Linked DNA regions of Mus musculus: region 2 is linked to region 1. The links are chromatin loops, found by intact Hi-C in ENCODE. Cell type or tissue: gastrocnemius. All regions are shown on one strand. Links, peaks and the distances in the headings refer to the core of each region. The heading gives the core; the rest is flanking DNA. Region 1 overlaps Neo1 (neogenin). Region 2 overlaps Cd276 (CD276 antigen).

Evidence for each region. A loop is a pair of places that touch in the nucleus more often than their neighbours do. Peaks named below come from ENCODE experiments on the same cell type or tissue, not always from the same donor. Only the 100,000 strongest peaks of a DNase experiment are listed, where the experiment ranks them.
Region 2: a loop joins it to region 1, with 3 times the contacts of the local background. A loop is called at or near these places in 24 of 42 quality-filtered maps.

The regions. Positions count from the first base shown.
Region 1 is chr9:58,865,976-58,880,742 of GRCm38, reverse strand. Neo1 (neogenin) reads left to right here. Exons shown (of 28, transcript NM_001042752.1): 26 at 1-151; 27 at 2,579-2,715; 28 at 3,386-6,064. The coding sequence ends at 3,469. Among named protein-coding and RNA genes, the nearest start is that of Hcn4, 50 kb to the right of the region's middle. In gastrocnemius, for the core only: a CTCF peak has its summit at 6,610; DNase peaks (open chromatin) are centred at 3,642, 6,611 and 9,476.
Region 2 is chr9:58,533,510-58,548,276 of GRCm38, reverse strand. It overlaps Cd276 (CD276 antigen), which reads left to right. Exons shown (of 8, transcript NM_133983.4): 2 at 7,337-7,610; 3 at 10,670-11,008; 4 at 12,525-12,821. The coding sequence starts at 7,532. It overlaps Gm51678 (a long non-coding RNA gene), which reads right to left. Exons shown (of 2, transcript XR_003948170.1): 2 at 14,262-14,767. Among named protein-coding and RNA genes, the nearest start is that of Cd276, 14 kb to the left of the region's middle. In gastrocnemius, for the core only: a CTCF peak has its summit at 8,233 (motif pointing left); DNase peaks (open chromatin) are centred at 6,125 and 8,234; H3K4me3 peaks cover 404 bases; H3K27ac peaks cover 2,223 bases.

The DNA.
Region 1 (14,767 bases), core at 2,216-10,215:
TCCCAAGAGGAAGACTCAGGCCAGAGTCTTCCCACAGCCCATGTCCGCCCTTCCCACCCTCTGAAGAGCTTCGCTGTGCCAGCAATCCCACCCCCAGGACCTCCTCTCTATGATCCTGCACTGCCAAGCACACCATTACTGTCCCAGCAAGGTGAGTGAGAGGAGCAGCATCGACCGAGGGGCCGCTGGCTTCGACCCAGCTTTGGGATAGAGGTCTTTACCACTCACCCTCCGATACCACTCTCACATCCCTTTTTTCTTTCCTTTTTTCTTTTCTTCTTTCTTCTTCCTCCTTCTTTCCTCTTCTTTTTCCTCCTCCTGCTCCTACTTCTCTCTCTTTTTTTAAACTGAGTTTCTCTGTGTAGACCTGTCTGTCTTGGAATTTGCTCTGTAGACTAGTCAGCCTCCTGAGTGCTAGGATTAAAGGTGTGTGCTACCACCACTTGCCCCTCCCCTTTACTTTTTAAAGAAAAAGCAATATCCTCCAAAGTTTTCATAGCAACTTAGAGAAGCTCTGTGTCATTGTCCCCTTTGTGGGGAAAACATACAAGCCATAGCATAATGTAGTGGTGAGCAGGGGCTGAACTTTTGAACTGTGATTTCTGTGTGGGATCCCTGGTATTAAAATCCAGTGACATAGGTTTGGACAACAGAGCTGGTCCATCTAGGCCCCTGGAATCACCTCACTCTAAAAGACTCTTCAGGCTAAACAAGGGCCAGGGAGGCCAGGTCTGAAAACCAGGAGTCTCAAGATAGTGAGCACTCATTTGCTGTACTTCACAGCTCAGCAAGGGACTCTGGCCACTGCTTATTATGGTTTGTTTCAGAATAAGTCTGTGGTTCTCAAATTTTTTCAGTCTCTCAAAGCCTCTTCAGCAATCAGTGCTAGTCTAAAGACACACGGATCAGGACCACTGCCAAGGCTGAGAATGGATGGACTAATCTAAAATCCCAAAACAATCTTGTTTCTGTGTATGGAGTATGTCAGTACTTATCATATTAGTAATTAATACAAGAAAGTTTTTTAAATTTTAATTAATTTAAAAGATAATTAGCACATTATTTTTTTGGTGAACAGTTATCACTAAGTTTCTCTTACCTTGTAAGTGTCCCACACTCAGTCTACTGTAATAAGTTGTTTTGGTTGTTAAAACTCTGCCCTCACAGATACATACTTGGCAAATGGCAGTGTACTTTCATAACCTTTTAGATATTTAGGAGCTTTCGTTTTTGGAAAAAGGGGGCTTCTGTACTGCCCACACCGGTCTAGAGTTCTTAGTCCTTCCGTCTCATTGTTGGGATTTCCGATACATGCCACCGAGCCTAGTCTGGGTATTCTTTTTGATACAATGGAAAAATTCAACAAGTTGTAGCTTCTCCAAGACTGATTTATAGTGCAGCATCTCTGTCTGTCTGCGGACTCTGCACAGTCTGGTCCACTAGGTTGCATTAGATTTAGCTTGCGCTTTGGATGTGTAACACTAAAACACACGTTGGACATTTGGAAGATATTGGTTCAATAACTTTTAAAAATCCTCCAAATATTCACACATTCATTGTAAGAAGCTTTCACAGTCAGATAACAGAAACAAGTCTTTCAAAATGGTAATTTTCACAAAAACTTTGATTTTAATATTGGCAGTATCTGTCATATTTTCCTTAAGTTCATAGCTCATTCTTTCTATTTCTAGAAAATATCTGGGGCTAGAGAGATGGCTCAGTGGTTAAGAGCACTGACTGTTCCTCCAAAGGTCCTGAGTTCAAATCCCAGCAACCACATGGTGGCTCACAACCATTTGTAATGAGATCCAGTGCCCTCTTCTGGTGTGTCTGAAGACAGCTACAGTGTACTTAGACATAATAATAAATAAAGCTAGGAAGGAAGGAAGGAAGGAAGGAAGGAGGAAAATAAATGTCTGAATGACCCATGTGTCAATCATCTTTGAATTAAAAGTTTTGTTGTTACATGATAAAACCTCAACTGGCAAGTGAGTCTATCACGGTCCCCTTCTTGAAGATGGTTCTGTGTGTGGTATATAGCAGAAACATTTGCATTTTGTTAAACACATGTAATTTTGAGAGTTAAGATTTAATAAAACAATTTCTTATTGCTTCATTAAGGGTAATATACTAGCTTGTTAAAATATAAAAGCATGACCCTAGTTAAGTTCACAGCTTATTGCTGCTGTCTTCATTGCTAAGGCTCCTAACAGTCTTGCCCATGTTGCTGTGTACCCTCAATACAAATAAAACCTAGTAAAAAAAAGGCATGTGTTCCTTAAGTGTCACAATGAATGAGCTTTTACTCCCAGGTATTTATGAGTAGTCTGTGGCTCACCATACTTTGAGAACCATTGGGAGAAAATACTAGTTTTCTAAAGGCAGTGGAGTGTTTCTCTGGCCTCGTGGTTGCCCTCTTGCCTTCTTCCTTCCATCTTGCTCTGATAACTTTTCAGAGCAGATCCCTGTCTGAGCCTACAAGCATCCCTCACATTGAAACAGCTTCCACCCCTGGTGGACTGCTGAGGTCTAAGGGATCAACCTTAGCCACAACCTAACAATGCCCTTTGCCCCTCAGCTCTGAACCATCACATTCACTCAGTGAAAACAGCCTCCATCGGGACGTTAGGAAGGAGCCGGCCTCCTATGCCAGTGGTTGTTCCGAGTGCCCCTGAAGTACAGGAGACCACCAGGATGCTGGAAGACTCCGAGAGTGTAAGTTCCTGGGGCCCTCGGCTTGGCCAGGATGTCCTAGGGAGTTGCTTGCATGCTATTAGCTGATTGTACATTTGTGTACACTGAGGTCTTTGCCACCATAGATATAAAGCAGATTTAATCACTCATCAAACAGGTGTCCTTGGAGCATCCCCATATCCTGTGGGAATGTACTATGGGTTTGGTTTGATATCAGACCTACTCTGATAAGTCTTACAGTGCTTTATCATCCCATCAAAGTTATATATATATATCCTTCCTCTCATTTCTGTTCCTGGAAGAGAAGGTGCCTAAGATTGTTTTCAAATTCCAGTATTCAATGTCTGCATTTCCAGATACTGGGTTCTCTAAAGAGAAAGCTTAAGCCCAGAGATGCTGGGTACACACATTATATTGCTCTGACAGAGATCTAGAAGAGGAAGCAACAGAGCCTCTCTGCCTTGTGAGGTCATTGTGAGCTGAGGAGTATGTGTAAGTCAGGAGAAAGGCATTGTGTATTGTGAAGAAATGCTGTCTTTATTAATGGCCTTGAGTATGTCCGCTGCTTCTGTTTTTATGGAGTCCACCTGGTTTCTGTAGGCCAGCGTCCCAGGGCAGTTTTGGCCAGGCTACTTGGAGCTCTGGACAGCTCTTCAGATCATTCCCAGTAATGGTGTTCTTCCTTCTGTAGAGCTATGAACCAGATGAGCTGACCAAAGAGATGGCCCACCTGGAAGGACTAATGAAGGACCTAAATGCCATCACAACAGCCTGATGACCTTCGCCTGGACATGACTCCAAGCCTGAGTCTACAAGTCTCGGAACTTAACCTTGAAAACAAGGAATTGTACAGAGTACGAGAGGACAGCACTTGAGAGCAGGAGCCAGCAAACCAGCCAGTGCCTCCATGTGGGGTTGGCTCCAGGCACAGCCACCTGCCTTCTCCTGGTCAGCCTGGATTACACTTGTGTGGAGGCAGCTTCCCTTTGCCTGCTGAGAGCCTGCAGGACTGGGCACTATGGGCCAAAATTTTGTGTCCAGGGAAGAGGCAAGAAGTACGACCTGCCTTTTGCTTTGTGGTCAGTGGCTTGTGTCTTTGTGCTGCAACTGCATCACTTTTATGGAGTGTAGACATTGGCATTTATGTACAATTTTGTGTCCTATTTTATTTTACCTTAAAACACTATCAGAAGCCAAGGGAGTCTGTGATGTTCTCTCAAGCAGTTGACACTTGACTGTGGTTCCAGTTACTTACGGAAAGTCATCAACAGTGAGGTTGTTTGACACCACTGACAGGCATTGGCTTGTTGTGGGTTTCATTTTTATTCTTAATTCTGAGACATTGCATCCTCTGCCAGCTGTTAATCCATCACTTTGAGGGGAGGACATGTTGCATTGCTGTTTGTAAGCTTTTTTATTATTTTTTTATTATAATTATTAAAGGCCTGACTTTCTCCTCTCATCACTGTGAGATTACAGATCTATTTGAATGAAATGTAACATTGAAAAGACTTGTTTGTTGCTTTCTGTGCAGATTCAGTATTGGGGTGGGATTGGGGATTGGGAATAGGAAATGGAGGGGCTGCTGAGGCCCTGTGAATGTTTCTGTCAATGTACTTTGTTCCAGAAGCCTGCCGAGAATGAAAGCAGCATCTTTAGTGTCCTTTCCTGGCATTTCCATCTTCGTGTCACTGCATAGCAACTGGAGTTTTGTTTGGATCTGGTTATAAATTCTTGTACAGTGGATGACTTTGGTGATTTAGCTGCCCTGGTATCTTGGTCATTTCCTCTTTGGAGTGTCCACACTGAGGTCTCTATCAATGTATGTTTAATTGCTTGAGAGATGCCAAGTAGAACCAGAGCCTGACTGTGCTCTGAGAAGCTACAAAGCACAGGGTGGAGACTCCCTTTGTGTTGCTAGTATTGGTTCTCTCTGGAAGGTTAAAATCTAAGGCAGGATCTTGGTTTCCTATTCCAAATAGGATGCCTGCTTCTCTGGGCACCAGTCCTCAGCCAGGCAGCTCTCGTGGCATTGCAGAGGCTCTCCTGAAAAACATCAACCAGGGTGAGAGCCAAGATGGGGTGGCACCCATGACGCTTCCCCACATGTTTCTTCAAGGAGCAGAGGACAGAGATAGTGGAAAGAGGGTCAGCAGAAGCAGGTGCCTTCATCTATCCCAGCAGCTCAGCCAAACCCCAGTTAGAATGAGGCAGCAGGAGATTCCAGGTGTGCTGAGGGTTCAGCCACACGCAGAAGACGTTGCAGAGTGTTAAAGAGGTAAGCTGAGGTGTGTATTTGGTTGGCTTTGTTGTTGTTGTTAATGTATAATGAAAAGTATAAGACTAACCCTCAGGCCTCATGTTCTCCAATAGATCCCTGGAAGACAGTATAGAAAGTCAGTCGGGCTTGGGCTCCTTAGCCAGTGAGACTACTCAGACCACCAGTGGCTAGCCTAGCCTACCTGTCCTTGAACATGGGTGATTTTACCCCTTTGAGGTCTTAACCCTTTTTTTACTTTCAACAAGATGAGCTCTTTGTATGATTGCGGGCGGGGGATATGAAAATGCAATGATCTAACTCCTGTTGCTCTTCTAGCTGGTCACATGACGGCACCAGGCAGGGTTCTGGGACACCCGGTGTGCTTTGACTGTTCTACAAAAAGCTGTCAGAGCGTTCTGGCCTCCTGGAGGCTAGATTCCTCAGAAACTGTCTAGCCTTTGCCCACAGAGCATGCTATGTAATTAGAGCACTCCTTCCCATGAACCCCAGCACTTGTGTTACCTCAGGGCCTTGGTACCTGGATACTGCCACAGAATTTCCATGGGGCGGGAAGGGATGTATTTTTAAATAAAGTAACTTAAAAGTTGGGGAAATTTTTTAAATTCAGAAAATGCAAAGCTATTCTGTATTACACCATTTCACAATTTAATATGTCTTATATTTTCCTGTGACTCTGGAAACTAAACCATTGTGTGTCTTGTCGTGTCCTAGTTGAGCTGGGGCCTAGCAGCTTCCTTCCAGTGGGTGTGGAGCAAACGTGTATGTCGCCTCGCTACCTGCTTGAGGGGTCCGAAGGGCTGCTGGGACTGAGTTCTGTACACACTTGTTTGGCCTTTTCTGTAGTTGATGCTGTAAAACTCTATGGCTTTTTAAAAACAATTTCATGTTTTTATTTTGTATTGGAAGTCCAATACACTTTTTTAATCCAATCAAACTGGTCTGGTCAAAAAGTTCTTTCCCTTAAAAGTTCAGGGGCTCCTACTTCCAGCTTCCGATGACTTCTCTGTGGCTCTCACTGCTATAAAGCAGGATTTAGAATGGCAATCTGGGCAGAGGTAATAAAAGAAATGTCTGACTGCCAGCCCCAAAGATGTGTCTTCTTCCTGTCCATATCCCACTGTTACCTCTAGGGGAAGGAAGGAGGGGGTGGGGAAGCCCAAGGAGTGGCAAATGGCGCCTAGCACAGAACCACCCTGAGTTGCACAGCATCGTGCTGAGGTGGCTCTCCTATGCTGGAGAGGCTGAGCTCCACTGTTAAGATCTTTCGGTTTCCCATGCCTAGAATAGTGATGACCTCTGCAGCCACAGGCCCCCTTCCATCTCTTAGCCTGTGACAGAGCTAGTGCTAGATCAAGAGTGCAGTGTCCCTCCGTCCTTGTGTCCATCTGCTCTGCTGACAGCCTGTACTTAGAAACCTGGATAGAGCCCACCATCCCTGTTAGTGGTGCTCGATTGTCCTCAGGATAGTCCGAGTCTCCAAAGCTCCAGGAATGCTTGCCTGCCCTTACCTCAGCATCCAGACAGACAAATAGGTACCAGATACACTGCTACTGCAGCCTGGAAAAGCTGCTCTTGAGATTGGATCCCTTTCCGGCCACATCGATCATCCGAGCTATCCCCTCTGCATCCCTAGGTGGCACTGTTGGCACACTTTCCAATGATGGCTCTGTAAGTCGTTCTACAGGCATGTGGTCTCAATACAGACAAGAATTTCTTTTCATGTTGCTCTCTGACTGCCTCCAGGTATACGCAGTTTCTGACTGACGGTAGCAGATGCCTGCCTCTTGGATGAGTGGACAGATAGCCCTAAAGATAAGGTCTAGGGCCTACTAGGAGGCTTCTTCCATTAGCCCCTCCCTACCTTGCAGACACCTCAAGTTGATTGGTTGGTCCTTAGAGTTATGATACCTGGGCCCCTTTGGAGTCCTGAAGTACACTTGAAAGAGAGCTGCCTGCCTCGCAGAGTCCTTAGAAATCATGCTCATGCCACAACTACTACCTTGGTTCTGAGAACTAAAAGGAAATTTACCTCAAGACTGGCTCCAAGTTGAACAACATGGACAAAGCTCTGCAGGGAAAGAAAACCTCCTCTGGCCCCAGTCAGTCATCTCCTCCCTCCTGCCAGGGGTAGGTAGCACCGTCTGGAAAGACTAGAGAGCATCAAATAAGCCACCAAATGGTTAGCTAAGGCCATGTGAATAAGCAGGAGCTAAGAGGAGCCACCCCTGGCCACACAAAAGATTCCAGCAAGTGCTATGCTAGTGACCTTGGGTTTCTGGCTGCCAATGAAAAGAAATCTTAGGGTACTGGGGGAAGATGTATGAGAGATTAATTGAAGGGAAGTACTCTAGTTCATTCTGCTGTAATAAAAACGGACAAAAGGCAGCTTAGGGAAGAGAAGGATGTATTGGGCTTACAATTCCTGTCACAGTCCACGAGAGAAGTCTAAGCTGCTCTACTTGGTGGATCACAGCATTATCTCCAAGCAAGGAATCACTTCGCCTCCAGAGGAGTAAAGAGAGATGAAAGATGCCTCTTGTTGGCTACCTCACAGGCCAGCTTACACTCAGCTTTTTACTTACACAGTTCAGGACCACGGACCTACAGATGGTACCATGTGCAGTTACCTGGGCCTTCCTACATCAGTTAATATAGCAGTCTGCCATAGACCTGCCCACTGGCCACTCTGATCGAGGTAGTTACTCCTCCGTGGAAGCTCTCCTCTCAGATGACTCTAGGCCATATCAAGTCAACAGTTAAAGTCAACAGGAATATAAATAATACTTTAGACTCCTTGTGCTATGTAATATTGGAATAATACACTATTTAAACTTACCATAACCCCTAAGCTTAGTGTTTGTTGTTGATGTTAAGATGTCCTTTACCCAAAGATAAGAGCTGAGCAGTTGCTGCATTTCAGAGAAAGGGTAATTTGAAATTTCCTTAATTATGAGTAGGGTGGGCCTGGAAAGTTGTACCTTTAAGAAGATTGGGGTAGGGGCTGGAGAGATGGCTCAATGGTTAAGAACACCAACTGTTCTTCCAGAATTCCCAGCAACCACATGGTAGCTCACAACCATCTGTAATGGGATCTGATGCCGCCTTCTGGTGTCAGAAAAGAGCAATGGTGTACTCATATACATAAAATAAATAAATAAATCTTTTTTAAAAATAGAAATATGTTTTAAAAAAAAATAAGAGAGTGGGAGAAGTGTTCCCAAGGGGAAATCAAGAGAAAATGGCTTGAGGCATCCAAAAGAGCTTCTTAAAGTGAGTGGCTCTGCAGCGTGTCCTAATGCTGTCTAACCTTGTATGAAGTAGGTCTCTTCCAAAGTCTGCAGTGACAGCTGCTCTGGGCACAAGGCACTGCCCAAACAGAGCAGAGCCTCTAGACAAGGAGACGAGCATCAAAAGCTTGGCCTAATGTGGGTGGGCTCTCTGGAAGCAAGACCTTAAGAGTCTGAAGCTAAGAAATCCATGGTATCAAGGAGAGGTGCAAGACTTTCACTACAGTTGGGCCATAGGCAGCAGTGTCCAAATCCTAAGAGGTCCTGGGCCCCATTGTACACGTTCTCAGGGTCCTGGAGCAGACTCCTGTCACCTGGTTGCTAGATGCTTGCCCCCGCTATGAACACCTCTATGCTCTCCCAGATGGGAATGTGGGAACCACTTTATGCTCTCTGCACCATACACTTTAACTCGTTGCTCAGCTAGTTCTCAGCTCTACCTCTCAAATGTGCCCCCAGAGTGCCACTTCCTTGTCTGTTAATCAGTCTAGTCTCACATGGAATCTGGTGATGACCATTTACAACAGGCCAGTATCTTTTTTTAAGTTAAGTTCTGTCTCCCTTGCTCAACATCATGCAGTCTCCTGCACAACAGTTCAGCATGACCCACCTTCCCATTCCCTTCCCTTTCCCTTCCCCTTTCCCTTTCCCTACTTGGCCTGGCAACAGAGCAGACTGCCTCTGCATAATATGTGTTGTGTGTGGCCTCTGTACTGTTTCTGCTTTCTCTCTCCCTCTCCCCTTCACCTCAGAACTGGCTCTGTCAGAATATGTGTATTTTAGACCCAATCTAACTAGATCCCTGATCTTTTTTTTTTTTTAATGTTTCTTCCAATACATAAGAACTTTCTTAAGGAAAGAACTATATGTATTTGGATTCTCCACCTTAGTGCCTAATGCACTGTAGGGTTTTAGTAAATGAGTTTCTCTTGTGAGAAAGATAAGACCTGAAGTCTGAGAGCTAATGCATCCTGACCCAGCGCTGAGGGAATTTGATAAAGCTCTTCCTGCACAGGAGCACGTCGTTAGGAAGGCTTGTTCGGAAGAGGCATGTCCACCGAGTCTGAGATGTCAGGAGAGAACCCGTATGGGCAGATAGAGGTGTTGCAAGGCTGCCCACTTCACATGGATGTCTGAAAGAAGACAACTCTGAGGCATCCGTGTCCGGCTCAGACTCCTGTCACTGGGATAAATGCCAGAACTCCAACAGGCCAGTACAGAGGCTGAGGCACGTGCACAGGACTGGCTGGGTACCTTCGCTGGGTAGAGTGAGCTGGTGCTATCCAAAGGGCACAAGGCTGGAACCACTTGAACTGCATGTGGCAGAGCAGATGCTGCAGGTTGGGGCTCAGCCTAGTGAGTTAAGGATAATGTGGGTACCTTTCATAAACTCAAAAACAGGTCTTGGGATGGGGAGATGGCTTGTGAGTCAAGCGCAGGGACCCAAGTTCAAATCTCCAGAATCCACAGAAAGCTATCCAGAGTGGCACAGGTTTGTAACTACAGCACTTCTATGAGATAGAGACAGATAGGTAGAGAGAGGGATGCAAGAGAGAGACGGGAGATTTCCTGAAAACCATGGTGCAGCTAGCCAGGCATACACAACAACAAACAACAGAGACCCTACCTAACAAGGTGAAAGTCGAGACCCAATGCCTGGAGTTCTCCAGCCTCTGTGCTCCTGGACTCACACCAGCACACACAGAGACACACAAAGGTCTTGCTGAGAATTCTGAGTGGTTTACAGCTTTCTGAAAGGAAAAGAAAAGCTGGGATTCTTGAAGGAAAATGATGAGAGCAGGCTCCTATAGATGAAGTTCCTTGGGAGATGGTAGGTTAGAAGAAACTGATTATGAACAGTCTGGACTAACAGAAGGGAAGCTGGCTGGAACTGAAGCCAGAGAGAATGTGGGATGGGCAGGTATTACGAAGAAAGGAATATTTCCAGTCTATCAGAATGAGTTTTCCTATCCCAAAATTAGAGAAATTATACAGTTTCCAGATACTTCTGGAGCCTGTGGTGCCTGAGTACGCAGCACAAGTTAGACATATGTTGCTGACTTGTTCCCAGCCTAGAGGAGGGCACAGATCCTTCACAACAGAAATCACCACCCAGCATGGAAACCTGAGCAACAGTTTGGCAAAGGACACCATTTCCAGCCCTGCGCAGAAGCTTGGGGGTCATGAAGCTGGTGGAGAGAATGGTGCAATTCCACTCAAGAAAGGAACAGCTTCCCTCAATACTGCTTGCTTGGGCCAGATCTAACAAGAAAACAAAGAGCAGGTAACTAGTTACAACAGAAATGCTTCTAAATGAGTTTTCTAAAGAGAGTAAGGAATAACTCTAATGAAGGAACAGAGAATGGTAAATTTCTCTTACCGTTGTTTTTGCTGCATCCCATGTTTGGCAGGGTGTCTGCCTCTGTGTGTGTGTGTGTGTGTGTATGTGTGTGTGTGTGTGTGTGTGTGTGTGAGAGAGAGAGAGAGAGAGAGAGAGAGAGAGAGAGAGGAGGGGAGGGGGTAGTGGGGGGAGAAGGAAGGGGGAGAGAGAGAGTCATTCTCTTCTGATCATAGAATATACTTTATATGATTTCATCTCTATTAAATCTATTCAGACCTGTGGTCTGTCTGGAGAATGTTCCATATGTATGTCAGGGTACTGTTGGAGGAAGTGTTCAGAGACACCTTTAGGTATAGTTGGTCTAAGTTGTCCAGGTATTCTACTTGCTTTTTGTTATTTGAAGACAGGCTCTCATATAGTTCAGGCTGTCCTTAAACCTCTACTCCTCCTGCTTTTGTCCTCAGGTGCTGGGATACAGTTGGGCACGTCCACATCTGGCTCCCAGTGCTGGGATGCAGTTGGGCACGTCCACATCTGGCTCCCAGTGCTGGGATGCAGTTGGGCACGTCCACATCTGGCTCCCAGTGCTGGGATGCAGTTGGGCACGTCCACATCTGGCTCCCAGTGCTGGGATGCAGTTGGGCACGTCCACATCTGGCTTTAAATCAGTGCTCATGCATCTTCAGTTCATCTGCTCTATCCCATACGGAAAGTGGAGTGCTGGCTGACAGTTATTACTGTTGGCCTGTCTGCTTCTTCCAGGTTTACTTCATGCATTTGAGGGGTATGTATTTTTATAAATGTTATATTTTTTATTGGTTACCCATTTTCATAAAATATCCTTTGTCTTTGGCAATAATTCTGCCTTAAAGTGTCTTCAGTATTAGAGTGACACTCTGGTCTTCTACTGGCTGTTGTTTTACCTGGTATATCTTACACATTTTTTCTTTTCAACTTAGTGATATATTTGAGGATAATACATATCTGTCTCTTGTAGACAGCATACAGCTAGATCATGGGTTTTTTATCCTCTCTGTAAGTCATTTGCCTTTAATTTGAATGTTTAGTCTATTTACATGCAATGCATTTACTGATATGATAGAAGTTACATCTGGCATATTCCTATTTGGTTTCTCTATATCTTGCTTTTTAAAATAATTTCATCACTGATTCTGACTTTTCCACTCCCCAGATATTTTCTACTGTGTCATTTTAGTTATCTGGTCAGAAAACACAAATCGCTAAAAAATGGGCAAGTTGGTCATCAGCAAAATTAAAATATTTGACCTTTGACAGACATAAATAAGAAAATAAAAAGGTAGACCACAAACTTATGGAAAATAATTCCCAAACAACTATTTTATCAAGTACTTATATGTTGAATATTTTAGTTATAATTCAACCATAAGGAAATGGAGGGCTTGTGAGAGACAATTGTGTAAACCTTTGAATAAGCATTTGTTACCACAGAGCATATATGGGTGGAAAACAGATGCCGAAAATGACACACAGCATCTTTAGTCCTTGTGAAAATGCAAACTGAAAGCAGAGTTTACATGGCATACCTCTGGAGCTGATACATACATGGCAGCTGATTGCAAGCGTAAGGAAATGAAGTGACTAGGAAGCTCGGATAATTGCTGATAGAAATGCAAGCAGCCCTTCCACTTTGGAAAATGAAATTACAAATATATTAATCATATGACTCAGGAGAATCATTGCTGGGTATTTATAATCAACAAAAACTTATATTCATTTTGAAACAATTAGAAGAATAAGTTTTTAAGTGTTCTCACCACAAAAAAATATGACATATGAAGTAATACATGCCCATTAGCTCAATTTAGCCAGTTCACTAAGTACATATTTCAATGCATTATGTTGCGTATGATAATTTGTATTTGCCAACTTAAGTGTTTTAAAAATCCACACTCATATGTCTTGAACAGAGATATTCATACTAACTTTATTCTTAATAGGCAACAATGAAAACAGCCCAGTTGTTCATCGATGAATAAACAAATCCTGACCAAGCCATACAAGGAAACTCAGCACAGCATCCCATGGGCAGAGCTCAAAAGTACTGGGCTAAGGGAAGTACATCAGGCAGGTGTGGACTAAGTGCTTCTGAGTCCACTTACATGAAATCTCAGAAGCAGCGGAACATGAGGGCTACAATAGCAGGCTGCTGGGAACCAAGTAAGAGGAAGGAACTGAAGCGGGTGGGAGGGGGTCGTGGAAATGTTCTGACTCTAAGTGTTGAGGTGGTTGTAAGACCTCATTGTCTCCACACTTAAAATGGATGAATTTTGCTGCATATGAATTATACCTCAATAGGAAGCATCGATAAAGTTAGCAATAGTAACAAAACCATGAGCAGCTAGAAACAAATCCAGTGAACTGTAAAACCCGATGAAGACCATTATAAAACCATATTAAAAGAACTGGCCAAGATGTTCAAAGCTGGTGTACTAGTGAGTGTTAACTATCAGCTTGACACAGGCGACCGGAACCACCTGGGAAGAATCGCAATGGAAAATTACACAGATTGGGCTGTTCTGTGCTCGTGTTCTTGGGAGATTGCCTTGACTGTTAACTAATGTTGGAAGATGCAGGGCATCATGGGTGGGGCCGATCCCTGAACAGGGAGTCCTGAGCAGTATGAAGGGAGAAAATGCGCTGAGATTAAGCAGTAAATCAAGACCCACGTGTCTGTTCTCTCTCCACTCTTGACTGTGGGTGTGACACTTGACTTCAAGTCCCTGCCTTGACTTCCCTGTAGTAATGGACTGTAACCCGGAAGTGTGAGGCAAACAAGCCCTTCCTCCCTGATGTTGCTTTTAGTTGATTATTTCATCACCACACTGATAAAAACTGACAACTGGCAAGTATTCCAGGTCCCTAGTCTACATATACAACCTCTTTTGTAGTTATGTTGTGGCCCTATGGCAATGGAGTATGAAAGAAAGTGACTGAAGAAGATCAGAGTAGGAGAGATGTCTTAGGCAAAGAAGGCACTAGGGAAATTTCTAGAATTTGAAATATATTAACAAATGTAAACTTCATTTTAATATAGAAATCATCCGCTTATCAAAACAGATAAGAGGAGAGGGAGGAAAGGAGGAGGGAAGAAAAGGAGATGGAGGGGGAAGGAGGGAGAGAGAGCACATGATACCAATCACACATAGAAAGGGGATATTTGTGACACATAGTTAATAAAAATTTATTGTGTTTTCCTAATATGTGTAAAAGTCCTACAAATCAACAAAAAGACAAATGACAATAGAAAATAGAACAAAACTCGTAAATTCCTGTTTCTCAGAAGTAAAAACACAAATTAGTATATGAACAAAGTATATGGCAAATTAGTATATGAACAGAGACCCAGTGTTACTAGTAATTAGAGTTTTGCTCATTAAAACACAATTATTAGCACTAGGCTGGGAGAGGAAGAAGCCTGATGACTCCCGCGTTATTGGCAAGAATGTGGAGCAAGAATAACTCATACCCTGCAGGTGGGAGTGTAAGTTGTTTGAACTACTTAAACAAGTTGGCATTGTCTCATAAAAAGAAGATTAATTTGTCAGTAACTGCTCCACTACTGGATATGGAGCCTAGAGACAGTTCAGCAGGAACCTCGCAACTGGGAGCTTTTGGAACAGCGGTGTTTGCAAGCGTGAGAACCTGACTTGCCTTTCCCATCTCCAGACTGGAGCCCTACACAGGTGAAACAAAGAAGAGACCACAGCACCCCACAGTGATGTACAAATAAATGTACAACACAATGGCAAATTCGTTTAACAACTGTTTTAAAACCAAGAATTCAGTGAACTACAGAGCTTAGAGGAGTGTGGCCCACCCCACCACAGGCAATAAAAAGACACTTCTTGTTGCTGTAACAGGGCTTACTCTGTCCAGGCTGGCCTTAAGCTGGCTCTATGGCTGCCCTTGACCCCTAGCCCCTCTGCCTCCACCTCCTGAGTACTGGGGTTATAGGCATGTGCCACCATGCCTGGTCTTACGCAGTGCTGGGGGTGGAACCCAGAGATTTATACATTATAGGCAAGTACTCTGCCAACTGAGTGATATCCTCAAACCTGTAGATCCTTATTGTAGAGAAATTTAAAACAGTAACAAAACTAACCAACATACAGACATTCTGAG
Region 2 (14,767 bases), core at 3,968-11,967, 330 kb after region 1:
CTTAGCAGGAAGCACCGAGGTCCCTACGGGGCAAGTCTTCTTCGCTAGGATTAAGGATGTAAGAGTTAATGGAAGCACTCGTAGTTGCTACTCAGGGAGGCTCTGAGGTGTCAGGTAAGGCACACTGAACAGCAAGTGGCAGACTTTGTTCTTTCTGACCTTACTGTTCAGGAGAAAGCGGTTTTACCATGCCTTCTCAGCATGAGCGACTATAATGGTAAAAACCATCCCTTCTGAGATAGGAAGGAGGATCTTGTGCTGTAGAAGCTGGAAGCAGCTCACTGCATTGAGGGGCAAGTGCAAGGAAGGAGAGGAGGGGAAGTGGGCAGAGTCAGGTCAGATCGGGCTTCCTTGGAGCTGAGCTGTTATTCAAATGGATGAGCAGGTCTGTGGTCCCCCCTGGAAGGGTGTGATTGGATGCAGTGCATGCTTTATGAGTGTGTGTCTGTGTGTGTGAGTGTGTATCTATGTATGTGAGTGTGTTCATACAGGGGCAAGCTTGTCTATGGCTCTGTGTGTGTGTGTGTGTGTGTGTGTAAATAGAAGCCAGAAGTCAAACACCCTGCTTTTCTGTAGGACAGTGGTTCTCAACCCTCCCAATGCTGCGAGCCTTTAATACAGTTTCTCATGTTGTGGTGACCCTCGACCATAAAATGATTTTCATTGCTACTTCGTTACTGCAATGTGCCACTGTTAGGAGTCATAATGTAGATATCTGATGTGTGACCCCCCCCATGAGGTCGTGACCCACGGGTTGAGAACCGCTGGTGTGGGTGCTGGGGCTCTAAGCTCAGATCCTGTTTGATATGCTTTGATAAAGTGGCAGTCACTTTATCCACCACCGAGCCATCTCCCCAGCCCCTGCATCAGTTCCTTTAGATTGCTGATAACTGACGACTTGATTGCTAACAGCCCAGACCATATCCTTCCTAGGAGCCTTAGTTAGGAAGTCTTTACTGAGGGTTTCTGCAGAAAAGCTGAGCAAAGACTCTGATTGGTTACAGCTTGGCTCACATCCCATCCCTGAACTGGGAGTTGGACAAGGGTTTATCCCTGAGTCAGATCTGGTCACAAGCCCAAGCTTGAGGTTGAGCCACAACCTCCCTGCATATCGGGTAGATTCCCTGCAAGGGGGCTGATCCCTGGAATCAGAAGAAGCCACTGGAAATAAAAGAGGAATTCATTAAGGATTGTGGAGAAAATAAGCATTCATGTGGAGCCTCGCCCCTCAGGGGTGTGAAAGCGTGTGTGTGTGTGTGTGTGTGTGTGTGTGTGTGTGTGTGTGTGTGTATGTGTGTGTGTATGTGTGTGTGTCTGTGCACACACGCACACCCGCCTGGAGTGTTACTCCATTGCCAAGGAGGAAAAGCACAGATGGCCAGGGGGAACTAAGCAAGCCAGGTGAAGAAGCGGAGATCTGTTTTAATTTCATCTGGCCCTTGGGATTGGCTGTCCTTATGCTGAGCGAACTTACGAGTCATTGTCTCCAAGAAGCTGTCAGGAATATTTCAAGACAGTCTGGGGTAGAACGAGGAGAGGGGGTGGAGGTGTGGGCCACAGCATCCCAGCTCCCCGCTGCACAGAAGCAACCTGGAATCCTTAAGTGACCTCTGCCTCATCTTCCCACAGCATCTCTCTCCCAGGGCGCCGTCTTCCCAGAATATGCGGTGACGGTGACGTTCCTTCTTCACTCCATCACTTTCTCTGCCACCTCCTCTCCCAGACGGAGGAATGTCCCCTTCTCTGAACAGTCCTCCCTAAGCCTCCCTGAAAGTTGTCAAGGAATTGCTAATCCTCCTTACCCATGTTACCAGTATGCACCGGCACCAAAGGACTGGCCATATTATACTTTCATTATACATTGGTTCTCCAAACCTTTCCCCTATATTTATTATAAAAATGTGTCATCTTAGGGGCTGAGAGGATGGTGCTTGCCTTAAGTGCTTGCCTTAAAAACACAAGGACCTGAGTTTGAATCCCTAGAACCCAAGTTAAAGCCACTGCGGGAGGTAAGATAGGTAGATCCAAGGGCTTGTGGGCCAGCCAGCCTAATCAACTATGGAAGTTGAGGGGCCAGTGAACTGTCAGAACACATGGAACAACCTGGGAGCTCCAGTCCTCCCCAGCTTCATCAGAAGCAGGTAGCTAGATATGAGAAGGTGGCACTGAGTGCAAGGGCTTAGGGCCACACATTTGATAATCTGGTTTTTTTTTTTTTTTTTTTTAGTGAATTATGTGACACAGTTGCCTGGTGGTGACCTTGTCAAGGGATTGCAAATATTTGCAGGGCCAGGAGAAAGGACACATGCTTGCTGTGTGGTTGTAGGGGCTTCATGAGGACCAATATAGGCTGTCCTGAGAGAGAGATTTGGGCTCAGTGTAAGGAAGCATTTTCTGCCAGTGATCTGCTTCAACACAAGCAGACTGCCTGGGGGTAGCTGGTGTCCATCCTCAGAGAGAGCATAGGAGCTGAGCAAGGGTGGCCAGGGAAAGGCCTCCTGTTCTGACACCTAGCCATCCACTTCTGAGGTTACTCCAGGATTTGCCCTGGGGCCTCTTCTCGTTCTGCTGGTCCCCAGTCTCTGGTCTCTGCGGGAATCCCAGCTCTGGTTTCTGTGGTCACCTTGTGTGAATGACTTCCCCTGTCTCTCACTTTGCTGGGGAACGAACCTAGCTTATTTTCAGTGTGATTTTTTTTTCTTCCCCTGGAGTATGCCTCGCTCCCTCGTCTCCACATCCTATTCTGTGGGCCCACATTCACCCATTTGTTCTAAGCATCAGTCTTTGCTCTTTTCTTACACACCCTGGGTCACTTCCATCCGTGAAATAATCTCTTAGCTGGGCTCTGTGATCCATCGGTGATTGTCAAGACTGTCTGTAGCTCACATTTTGAGACACCTATTTTAGACGGTTCCTTTTGTGGCTCTGAGCAGTAGCAATTTTCCTAGGGTGGAGAGAGAAGGAAGAGATAAACAGAGAGGGATGGCTCCCTAAATTAGTTCATTCAGATGCCGTAAGAAAGACCAAAATAACAGTGACTTATGCTGGAGCAGATGCTTACGTCTCACCCATGTGACCATCTGGCTATATCCAGGGTGGAAACCGCAGCCCCAGAGACCCTCTATCTTGCTGGCTTGTAATGCTTGCCTGGCAGTTTGGTCCTACAAGGTTTGCCTCATCTCTGGTCCATGCATTGGAAGGGGGAGGATGAAAAGAAAGAAAGAGTGTGCCTTCCATCTTTAAGGACCTGACCCAGAAACTGTACTTGTTAGTTCTTCTGAAATCGTATTAGCCAGGAAATGATCCTGTGGCCACACCCAGATGAAAGGGAGTCTGGGATCTGTAGTCTTTAGCTGAGCAGCCCTGTGCCTGACTACTAATGCCTCAGGAAAGAACAGATTTAAGGAAATAATTGGTGTCTTCTGTGGTGACATGGCTGTATGTATTTCAGTGTCACTTGCGTGATAGTACTAAGGATTAATATATTAGAGATCCACTAAACTTAGCGAAGGTTTTCTTTTAGAAACATTGCACTCAGAGAGAGGACGTTGACTAGTAAGATGATGGCTCAGCAAGGCGAGGTGCCTATTTCCAAGCCTGACAACCGGAGTTCAATCCCCAAGACCCATGTGGTAAAGAGAGAACCTCTCACCTCTGTGCATGTGCTCCATGCACGTCAATGCTTAGACGTTAAATATTAAAGACTTCGGTGAATAATTACAAATTAAACAAGAGCCATTTATTTTATGTGTATGAATGTTTTGCCTGCACGTATATCTTGTACCATGGGAGTGCCTGATACCAGAGGTCAGAAGAGGGGGTCAGATCTCTTGGAACTGGAGTTGCGGATGGTTGTGGCCCACCATGTGGGTGCTGGGAACTGAACCTAGGTGCTTTGCAGGAGCAGCAAATGCGTTTAGCCACTGGGCCATCATCTCTCCAGCCCCCCCCCCCCCCCCGCTGCCCACACTCTCCTCCCTTTTTTTTTTTAAAGTTGGTGTGATCATTTTTTAAATTGTGATAAAACACCACGGCCAAAGGAACTTATAAAAGGAAGAGTTTAAGTTTAAGAGCTTACAGTTCCAGGGCTTTAAAGTCCATGATGGCAGAGCGAAGGCATGGTGGCAGGAAGAATTGAGAGCTCACAGCTTAAGCTGCAAGCAGGAGGCAGAGAGCACACTGGGAACAGCACCAATCTTTGGAAACTTCAAGCCTGCCCTTACTGACAACCCTCTTCCAACAGGGCCACACCTCCTAATCCTCCCTGAACAACTGGAGGCCAGGTATTCGACTGTATGAATCTATGAGGGTCATCCTTATGCAACCCCCCACTGTGGGAGACCTTAGTAAGACTGTACAGTGAAGTGGCAGAGCCCCAAACCTTGGGCTCATTTTCTGTCATTGTGTGTGTGTGTGTGTGTGTGCTCGCGCGCGCTTGGGTGGGCACTAGCTGTGGAAGCCAGTGGACAACCTTGACTGCTGAGCCTCAATTGTCGTCCACCTTGTTTTTTTATTTAGTTGCTTCTGTTTTGAGACTGGCTCTCTCACTAGCCCACAGCTCACTAAGCAGGCTGGGTTGGTTTGCCAGTAAACCTAAGGATCTGTCTTTGTTCACCTCCCCAGTCCTGGAGCGAGTACCACCATGCCTGGTAGTCCCTGAGTTCTGATGATCACATTCAGTTCCTTCTGCTTTCGAGCCTTGGTCTTTCATACGCTGCCATATCAAGGAGATGTGCTTGAGAGGCAGCAGATGGGGCTAAGATGAATCTCACATTGCCCAGCCTTACGTGGAGAGCTGCTCCAGGTCCTCAGGACACACTCGGAGGCTATGATGGCTCTCAGATGCCACACAGCAGCCCTCGTGGAATCTTAAAGTGCACCTTAGTGAAAGGCATGTCTGCCTTCTGTATTGGGTCTGCTATTTGAGAACATGCAGACACATTAGTCACCTTTGTGCCCACGGCCTCTGCTACAGGTATTCCATGCATTATTAAAGGGATTGTCCAACGCACAGGCGAATCTACATATATATATAAGGGTTCCTTCAGTTGTACACGACAGAAACTTAGCTGGTCCTGGATTAAGGGGGAAAAGATTGGCCCATCTAGGTCTGCATTGGGTGATGTCTTAAGAGTGTCCTTGGGTCCTAAATCTTCTGGGATTGGTTGAATCTGCATGCAGTAGCTTCAAAAGTGAGAATGGCTGTCTCTTACCTACAGTGTCTCTACAAGAGGCCAAAGCACTCTGTAGTCTTTCGTGGGGGTGGGGGTGGGGGCTCCCTGGAGTGTCTAGGCTGGATTACAATGATGGGCTTCCTGAGTCCAGAATGAAGGAGAAGAATCAAAGGGAACAAGGCTAGTGTCCACTCTGGACGCCTCTCCTGGGCCTTCTGGAGTGAGGAACAGCTATGCTCTGGGAAACTCAACTCTGCCTGACCAGGAGAGGGACTCTTTGATCCCACATATTCAACAGACATTCACAAGTGATTCTAGGTAGGGGTAAAGCCCAGTAGCAGGAAATAGCTTGCAGCATGAGAAGGCATCCTAGGAAAAGCCTTCAGTGACAAGTAGAGATATGTAGGTCTTCTCTTGTAACTATTGTGGAGCCATGGGAGATTCCTAAGCAGGGGAGGACATGAGCTGATTCCTGTCTTAGGTCTCAAGAGAAGGCACCTGAGAGAATTGAGTTTGGTAGGGGTGATATGTGGGACTTACAGGATCAGTAAAGGGGTCCCTGGTGGCCCTAGATGGCAGGCTTAGGCAGCCAAGTGAGGGGGTCCAAAAATCGCTGACAGACTCCGGATTTGTTTTTGTTTTGAGACGGCATCTCTTGTGACCCAGGATGGCCTTGCCCTCACTCACTACATAGCTAAGAATGGCCCTGAACTCCTGATCGTCCCGCTTCTGTCTGGGAATGCCCAGCTTACCGGCATGTACCACCACACCTGGTTTAAGAGGGGCTCAGAGGTTGAACCAGGAGCTGTGTACTTGCTGGGACAGCACTCCGCCAGCTGGGCCACATCCCAGCTCCCTGGTTTTGCTTCTGTTTAGAAGTAAACAAGGACAGAAGCCTTAGAAGCTGGCAGCTCTGTAGGCTTTAGCTTCCCGTGGCACGTAGCCAGCAGTACAGGCAGCTGCCTGCTAGGTTTTCCTGCAGGCTGACGGTGCCCTTGTCAGGCAGGAAGTGGTGTCCCCAAGGGTGCCACTATGAATTGGGGCTGCTGACTCAGCACCTAGACAGCCAGGCTTTGAGGCCACCAGACTTTGGACTGGAAGCATCTGGAAAGGAAGTGGCTGCCCAGGGCTTCCCCCGCAGTGAACCGTGGACAGCCAGGGAAGTGGGTGGCTGGCCAGGATGCAGGGTTTGGCTGAGGGACTCCCTCTGTGCAGCTGCCTGACATGGGGGGGGGGTCGAGAAAGTGTGTGATAGGGATGGAAGGGTTGTCCCTGTGTACCTGAGGCTAGACCACATGCTTGGCTGTAGGCAGCATTTGCTCCATCAGAGGTAAAAAGGAGTTCGGAAGGATTGGGCTCTTTCAGCTCCTGTGTTTGGGTTTGTTTATGTATTTGTTATGTATTGTTATGTATTTGTTTGGTTCTCCTGCTAAATGTGACCAAGGCCTACGGTCTATCTCTGGAGGTGGTCATGGATACAAAATGTTCATATTCTTGCTAATTACTGTTAGGTGGGACGGGTGGACATGGGTCACATGGCTTGAGCAGGCAACAGCAAGAGACACAAGAAGTGCCTGCAGCCTGCCTGAGTCAGGCACCTGCAAGCTAAACCCAGGGGAGTCTGGGACCACCCTGGGCTAGGCTTGGTCTGTTGTAAGCGATCCAACTCTTGCTGAGGCCTGACGCTGACCCCAGCCCTGCCCCTGGTCTCTTTCTTCTCTGCTGGGCCTTGGTTGTTTGGTACATGTGTATTAAACTAGCAGATGTCTCTCCCAGACTCCACATCCTTACATTTCTGCTACTCCTAGCTAGGGCTCTGTCCTGGGGTTTCTGCACACATGCTCCTAACCTAACATGCCTTGGACAAAAGGCTCCACATTTCCTGCCCCAATAACCAGGTCTCAGAACCAAGTGTCTTGACAGTTGCCTTCCCGTGTCCTATGCTCTCAGATACTGTCACTGTGATCTCTTCCTGCCTTATCACTCGGCTGGCCCCTTTCATCTACCCTGCACATGCTATCGAAGTAGCCCTGACAATGTGGTTTCTTTATTCCAGAACCCTCAGTGGCTCCTGGCTACCTTTAGTAGTTGAGTAGACGTTTCAAGTTGAACCCTAAGTCTGTCTAAAGTCTACCCCTTTACTGTCCCATTTCTCCCATCAGCCAAAGTGACCTGGTACAGCCTGGACCCCAAGCTCATCGGCTTTGTCTGGCTGGCCGCCTGGCCTCTTCCCACTTGGATTTGGATGATCCTGAGGCCTTTGGAGGAACTTCGAGACAAAGGCCCCTCTTCCTCTTCCACGGGCAGGAGCAGCCATTCGCCACGGAGAGCCCAGCTGTCAGCTGTCTCACAGGAAGATGCTTCGAGGATGGGGTGGCCCCAGTGTGGGTGTGTGTGTGCGCACAGCACTGGGGGTGCTGTGCCTCTGCCTCACAGGTGAGGGGAAGGGTCATGATCATGATGGTATGTGGGGATGTCCACTCCTCCCTGGGCTCCAGCCAGGCTGTCTCTGTCTTGAAGAAGCATATTGATTTCCATCTCTGGGCTCCACAGGCCACCAACCTCCTTTACCTTAGCCTCTGCTTCTTCATCTGTAAAATGGGACAGTATGCTATGATAATGCAAGTTCCTGAACACACTGTGTGAACTCTGCTCAGGACCATTGCCGAAAACTTTCTGTCCTCAGACACAGGCATGACTCCATTCTTTATTTTGTTGCAAACCTTTGCTCAGATGACAGGTCATCAGCATGCTTTCTTGACTACTTTGTATAAAACAACATAGCACTCTTCCTCCCTCCCTAAATCATCCCTGCCCCGAGCGCTTTATTACATTCTTCCTATAATTTACCTCCACTGGACATATGGTTCCTTTGCTTATTGCCTGTTGTCACCTCGCTCATAAGGCAAGGTCTAACCTCAGGGACTGAATGGATGATTGCTATGTTCACAGTGCTCTGTCCCCATGCTGAATAAATTCCCACCTAGTGCTTGGCTAAGTAAATGCCCTGTTTAGGTAGTCATCCACCTTATGGAGAAAACAAAGCCAAGTGTCTGGCGCCATCTAGTGGTCATCAGAGACAACACCATCTCTATCCGTGGGTGTTCAGACTTCTTTTTGTGTGAGTGTGTTTGCTTGGTTGAGACAGGGTCTCACTATGTGTACCTGGCTGTCCTTGAACTCATTATCTAGACAGGCAGGCCTCAAACTCACACAGAGATCTACCTGTCTCTGCCTCCCAAGTGTTGGGATAAAAGGTGTGTGTCACCACACTTGGCCTGGTTCTAACTTCTTTAGAAAGAATTTTGGGTGACTAAGCTCCATGTCCTAGATGTCCCCTACAAGGGGACACGTAGATCTAGTTGGCAAAGATGAAAACTGGCCTGAGTTTTCATGGAATCACTGAAAGATATCAAGGGCCAGCTTCAACCTCTAGACATCACATACTAAGAAAGAGTGTGTGTAGAATTCATAGTAAAAGACTAATCACAAAACAAATACAAATTTTCTAAGCCTTATATGGGTGCTGTATTCAGCTGGCTTCATTTGAAGCTTGTTTGTGCTGGAAAGTTTATAGGATAGAAGGCACGGGGGCCAATAGCGGAGCCTGTTTCTTTCTCTCTCTCTCTCTCCCTTCCTTTCTCCCTCCCTCCCTCCCTCCCTCCCTCCCTCCCTCCCTCCCTCCCTCCCTCCCCCCTCTCTTTCTTTCTTTCTTTCTTTCTTTCTTTCTTTCTTTCTTTCTTTCTTTCTTTCTTTCTTTCTTTCTTTCTTTTTTTTTTGTTTTTTGTTTTTTTGAGTCAGGGTTTCTCTGTATAACCCTGGCTGTCCTGAAACTCACTCTGTAGACCAGGCTGGCCTCGAACTCAGAAATCCACCTGCCTCTGTCTCCCAAGTGCTGGGATTAAAGGCGTGCGCCACCACTGCCCGGCACCATTTTCTTATAACTTATAAAAGAAAGCATTTCCTTTGGGGGCTTGCTTAACAATGTCAGAGGGTGAGTCCATGACCCTCTCCATTATGGTGGAGAATATGACAGCAGGCAGGCCCGCATAGCACTGGAGCAGTAGCTGAGAGATTCCATCCGATCCACAAGCACAAAGCAGAGAGGAGAGCACAGGCTTTTGAAACCTCAAAGCCCATGCTAGTTACAGATCTCCTCTAACAAGGCCACACCTCCTAATCCTTCCCAAACAGTTCCAACAGCATTCAAACATATGCACGCGAAGGGGGGGGGGGCACATTCTCATTTAAATCACCACACATTCCTTCCTTCTCACCCTTCATCAACCAGCAAATATTGATAATTCTCTGGGCTGCATCTTAGATCTGGCTGGTTTGCTCAATCCCTGTGGCTGCTCTTCACTGCAGGGCCTAGAACTTGCTATGTTGACCAGGCTGGCTTCAAATTTATGGAGATCTTCCTGCCTCTGCCTCCTGAGTGCTTAGCCTTTCGCTGACTTGTGCTCATAGCCTCATGTGTCCTTTCTACAGCTGTGTCGCCATCACTTCTTTTGAGGACCTCTGAGCTGGTCTCCCGACTACCCACCCCCTCACTCTTCCACGATAGAGTCTCCCTTTATAGACGAGCCGGGGTGAGCTTCAGGCTTTGCTACCCAGATCACATCTAATAATTAGTGCCCTCCGTAATGACATCCTCTCGAAGGTGGGAGACCCCAGGTTTCTTCCAGCATCTCTCAGAGCCCCGTCTGGCTGGCCTCCAGTGGGCTTTTCCATGTGCTCTTTCTGATCTGCACCTCAGGGCCTTTGTACCTGCTGGTCCCTCTTCCTGGGACACACTTACATGTGTTTCATAGAGCTCCTGCCTCACACCTTATTTAAAGACATGGGTATTCTTTCTTGCATAGAAGTTAAGTATGTTTATTCATGAAGAGAAGAGAAGGAAAGGCACTCATGAAGTTCTCTCACCCAAGGGAGTTCACTGAGAACAGTGGGTGTTTAGTTCTGCAGGCACCCTTCCTATACAGATAGTATTTGTAGGAAAATGCAAGGGACCTGGCAGGTGGAAAGAAGCTGCCAGGCTTGAAAGCTGCCTCTTCTTTGGTTCTTTCTTTTTCTTTGACTTTTATAAGTACTTCCTCTTTCTTCTCCACCCACAGCTTCCCTTTTTTTTTTTTTTTTTTTTTTTTTTAGAATAGAGCGGATCCAAAGCTGGGTGATGCTCTAACACCAAGCCCTCCCCCTCCCCCACATTGTCTAATCACAAGCTGATGAACATCTGTGTCCATCACAAACTGCCTGCCTTCCATTCCGACATAAACGAGCTCCAGGGTATGACCTGGGTCTTGGTCCTTGTTGCATTTCTAATTCATGTTGGCAAATAGCTGCCTGCAGTGAGGAACATAGATAGGAACTTACTCTGAGCCTCTGACCTGAAAGGAAGCGTGTGCAGAGCCTAGAGGTAGCTGGAAAAGGAGAGAGACCCTGAGGAAACCTCATCTTTCCTAACTGCCCTACCCCTTCCAACTCACCCCCAGGAGCTGTGGAAGTCCAGGTCTCTGAAGACCCCGTGGTGGCCCTGGTGGACACGGATGCCACCCTACGCTGCTCCTTTTCCCCAGAGCCTGGCTTCAGTCTGGCACAGCTCAACCTCATCTGGCAGCTGACAGACACCAAACAGCTGGTGCACAGCTTCACGGAGGGCCGGGACCAAGGCAGTGCCTACTCCAACCGCACAGCGCTCTTCCCTGACCTGTTGGTGCAAGGCAATGCGTCCTTGAGGCTGCAGCGCGTCCGAGTAACCGACGAGGGCAGCTACACCTGCTTTGTGAGCATCCAGGACTTTGACAGCGCTGCTGTTAGCCTGCAGGTGGCCGGTGAGCGTGGAGAGGGGTACCCTCTGCTTCCACTCTTTATCCTTCTGCATGTGGCCTCTCACACGCTGCTGTACCACAGATGAGCCTGCGCTAACAGCCTGTGCGCCTTCCACTATCTCCTGCACTGATGCTGTTGGTGATGATCCCTGTCCTCTGCCACCCTCCAGCCTTCTACTCAAAGCCCAGCATGACTCGGGAGCCCAACAACCTGGGGACAAGGTGACATCATATGTACCAGCTCCCGGGGCTGCCCAGAGGCTGCGGCAGGGCTCAGCAGCCTGGCCTTGTGACGGAATCTTAGGTGGCCAAGGAGCAAGGCTTGTTTGATGTGCACAGCATGCTTAGGGTGGTCCAGAATGCTAATGGCACCTTCAGATGCCTGGGACTCAACTTGGTGTTACAGTAGGATCATCACAATCCACAGAAGCCCCACGGGCTTTTAGTTTTTGGTTTTAAGTGGCACCTTAAAGGGGAGTAACTTAAAGGGGAGTAATTTAAAGGGTTATAGCGTTTATCAGTCACACTTGAAGTTAAAGGAAGTTAGTTCCTTATCTCCAGTCTCCCAACAAGTGAGATGCTTGATTGTGATAGGATGGTGGGGGAGGGCTCTCCAGGTAGCGAGGAGCCACTGATCGAAGGCCTTCTTGACTCCCCAGACTCCAAGGCCGTAGAGACCTCCTGGAAGGATGGAGCTGCATCTGGGTCAGCAGGTCACGCACAGGAGAGGGAAAGGAGTTCTGCGGGGAAGGGGTTTGCTCTTGCGGGACTCTCGATGATCCTATCACCCCAAGTCTGGATCCCAGAGATGGCTCTTGTCAGTCAAGAGCAGCCTGCTATGAAAAATCAGATATGAGACTCAATCTGTCTCGAGAGAATGAGAGGGAAGAAGTCCTGGGTTTTGATGGAGGAAGAGGCTGTGGAACGGCTGCAGAGGTCCTATTCCTCCTTAATGCTTGGTCTCTGTGATTCTGACTCAGGAGGCATGGAGGTCCAGGTCTGAAGACCCTGGGGTATCCCTGATGGGCAGTGACACCACCCTATGCTGCTCTCCCCCTCTAACCCCACCCCACCCCCACCCTCGAGCCTGGCTTCAGCCTGGCCCATTTTAATCTCATCTGGCAACTCAGACACCAAATAGTTGGTGTGCAGCTTCCCTGGGGGCTGGGTCCAGGGCAGGCCTATCCCAGCAGCACAGCATTCTTCCCCGCTGGCACAGGGCAGTGTGTTCTTGAGGGTTCCGTGCATGGATGTAGCTGATGAGGGCAGCTTCCCCTGCTTTGTGGGCATCCGGAACTTTCGCAATGCTGCTGCCAGCCTGCAGGTGGCAGCTGAGTCACAGGCGGGAGCATTCCCCACTCCTTGTCCCCTGCATGCAGCCCGTCCCCTGTCCCACTGCTCATACCACCATCAAAGAAAGCCCCAGAGCTGGCTCCTGACCCTCAGCCTCTTGTGTCCTTCCTCCATTGGATTCCCCTGTGCTGACTGTCATCGCTCTCTGCCCTCTGCCACCCTCCAGCCCCCTACTCGAAGCCCAGCATGACCCTGGAGCCCAACAAGGACCTACGTCCAGGGAACATGGTGACCATCACGTGCTCTAGCTACCAGGGCTATCCGGAGGCCGAGGTGTTCTGGAAGGATGGACAGGGAGTGCCCTTGACTGGCAATGTGACCACATCCCAGATGGCCAACGAGCGGGGCTTGTTCGATGTTCACAGCGTGCTGAGGGTGGTGCTGGGTGCTAACGGCACCTACAGCTGCCTGGTACGCAACCCGGTGTTGCAGCAAGATGCTCACGGCTCAGTCACCATCACAGGTAAGGGGAGCCTGTGAGCTGAGGAAGAGCTGAGGGAGCAGCTACCTCTCCTCTAGGCCCTAACTGGAATATCAATGTAAAAGTACTGGTGGTCATATAGATTTCAGATATTCCAAAGCCTCCCCAGTGAGGAGTCTTTAAGGGACTTGTTTTCTTGAGCTGATAAATCTTTTGTCACATTTGCTTTCCATGGTACTTGTGCCTCTTACTTGGACCACAAAGTACTTTCCTGGAATCTAGAGGGTAGGTGGGATTCTGGGGCAGACACAGGCTTGCTCAGAGACCTGCTGAGTGAGGATGTGTTTTCCAATGGGCACGTCTTTGGTGTGGAAAAAAAAAGTCTATTGTCCAACTGTGAAACCCCAGGAGCCTTGAAGGTGCATCTCACTCAACTGGGCCAAGAAGGAAAGCACTTCTCCCTGCAGACTAGAGTGCTACCATTGCACTAGTCAGAGTTGTCTCTACTGCCCTCATGTGGTCAAATGCTAGATTGAGACTCACACTGGAGGAGTCTCTTAAATCTCTGGTTTCCAGGTCAGCACTAGTTCAAGTAGGCACCTTCAGTGCTTGGGGATCTAAAGAGGGTTCAGGCTCACCTTCATGCCAAGGTGGACAGTCACTCTCTGTGTTTGGCCTTGACATGTCTCTGTTCAGTCCTTTAGTAGATCTGTGTGCTGGGTCTAGCTTCCCAGTGCCTCCCTCTGGGCTGTGTGAGCTTTCCCAGGGTCCTCTCTGTCTCTGAGATCAGGGTGTCTGTCACTGGTCCTTATCTTTTCTCATCCCATAACTTCTGCCTGGCACCCTCAGCCCACCCAGCTTTCTACTTCCAAGGGTTGCCAGTGTCTGTGTAGACCTTAGGCTCATTGCGGCTCACCTCTCCTGCTGAGCGTGCTGGACCTTGTGTGGGTTTCTCTCCTGATGAACTCAGCCAGTGGCCAGCATTCATGCTTATCTCCCAGGAGTAAGTCTTATTCCTAACTCTTGCTTTTTTAAGGTGTCACCTAGACCTCCCCAAGACTGAACCTACCTTCGCTGTAGAGAGCCAGTCTATGCAGCCTCTAAGGGAGTCCCTTCCTCAGCTCTCTCATATTCTGAGGTACCACCTTGATCTTACAGAGAACATCGTAGGAAAGCCGTGTTTCACTGGGTTGGAGAGATGCCTTAGTGACTAAAAAGCCTTGATGCTCTATCATTGAAGACCACAGAGTTTACATCCAAGCACACATATATCACGTGGCTTGCAAACATCTATAATTCCAACTCCAAGGGATCAGATGCTCTTTGCTGGCCTCTGTGGATACCCTCACACACATGTGTGAACACACGCACGTGTGCGTGCACACACACACACACACACACACACACGCATGAACATTCTTTTTTAAAAAACAACAACAACAACAACAACAGGTCTGTTTTTTTTTTTGTTGTTGTTGTTGTTTTTGTTTTTATAAGAAAGACCAAGGAGTCTGGAGTGAGATGTAAGATGGACAGATGTGTGGAGGTTATCAGGAAGGACAGAGGACTCATGATCAACCTGTACCAAGTGGGCTGGGATGTCTGTAGTATGCTTGCTGTGAAGCAAGGGTTTGTATGTGGAAAGAACAGTTGCCCTGCTTCAGAGAACATTACCTCAGTAGATAGCATTGACTGAAAGGGATTTCATTTGGGCTGTTGTCGTCAAGCACAATTCAGACGAGATGGAGGCTCAGGGAAAAGGGACTCTCTCCCAAGACCACAGACCAGCACAGTGGCTCCAAAGGATTTGGGGGCCGGGCCCCACTTTGAAAACTGACAAGTGCTAAAGGCAGTGGTTTGCCTGAAGTTTGGCGGGTTCCCAGCTTCTCTAAACTCCATCTGAGGAGCCTTTGGATCCTTTTGCGGCATTCTGCAGCGAGCAGAGGAGCCAGGATCTGAATCTAGCATTGGCCTCTTAGCCCAGTTTC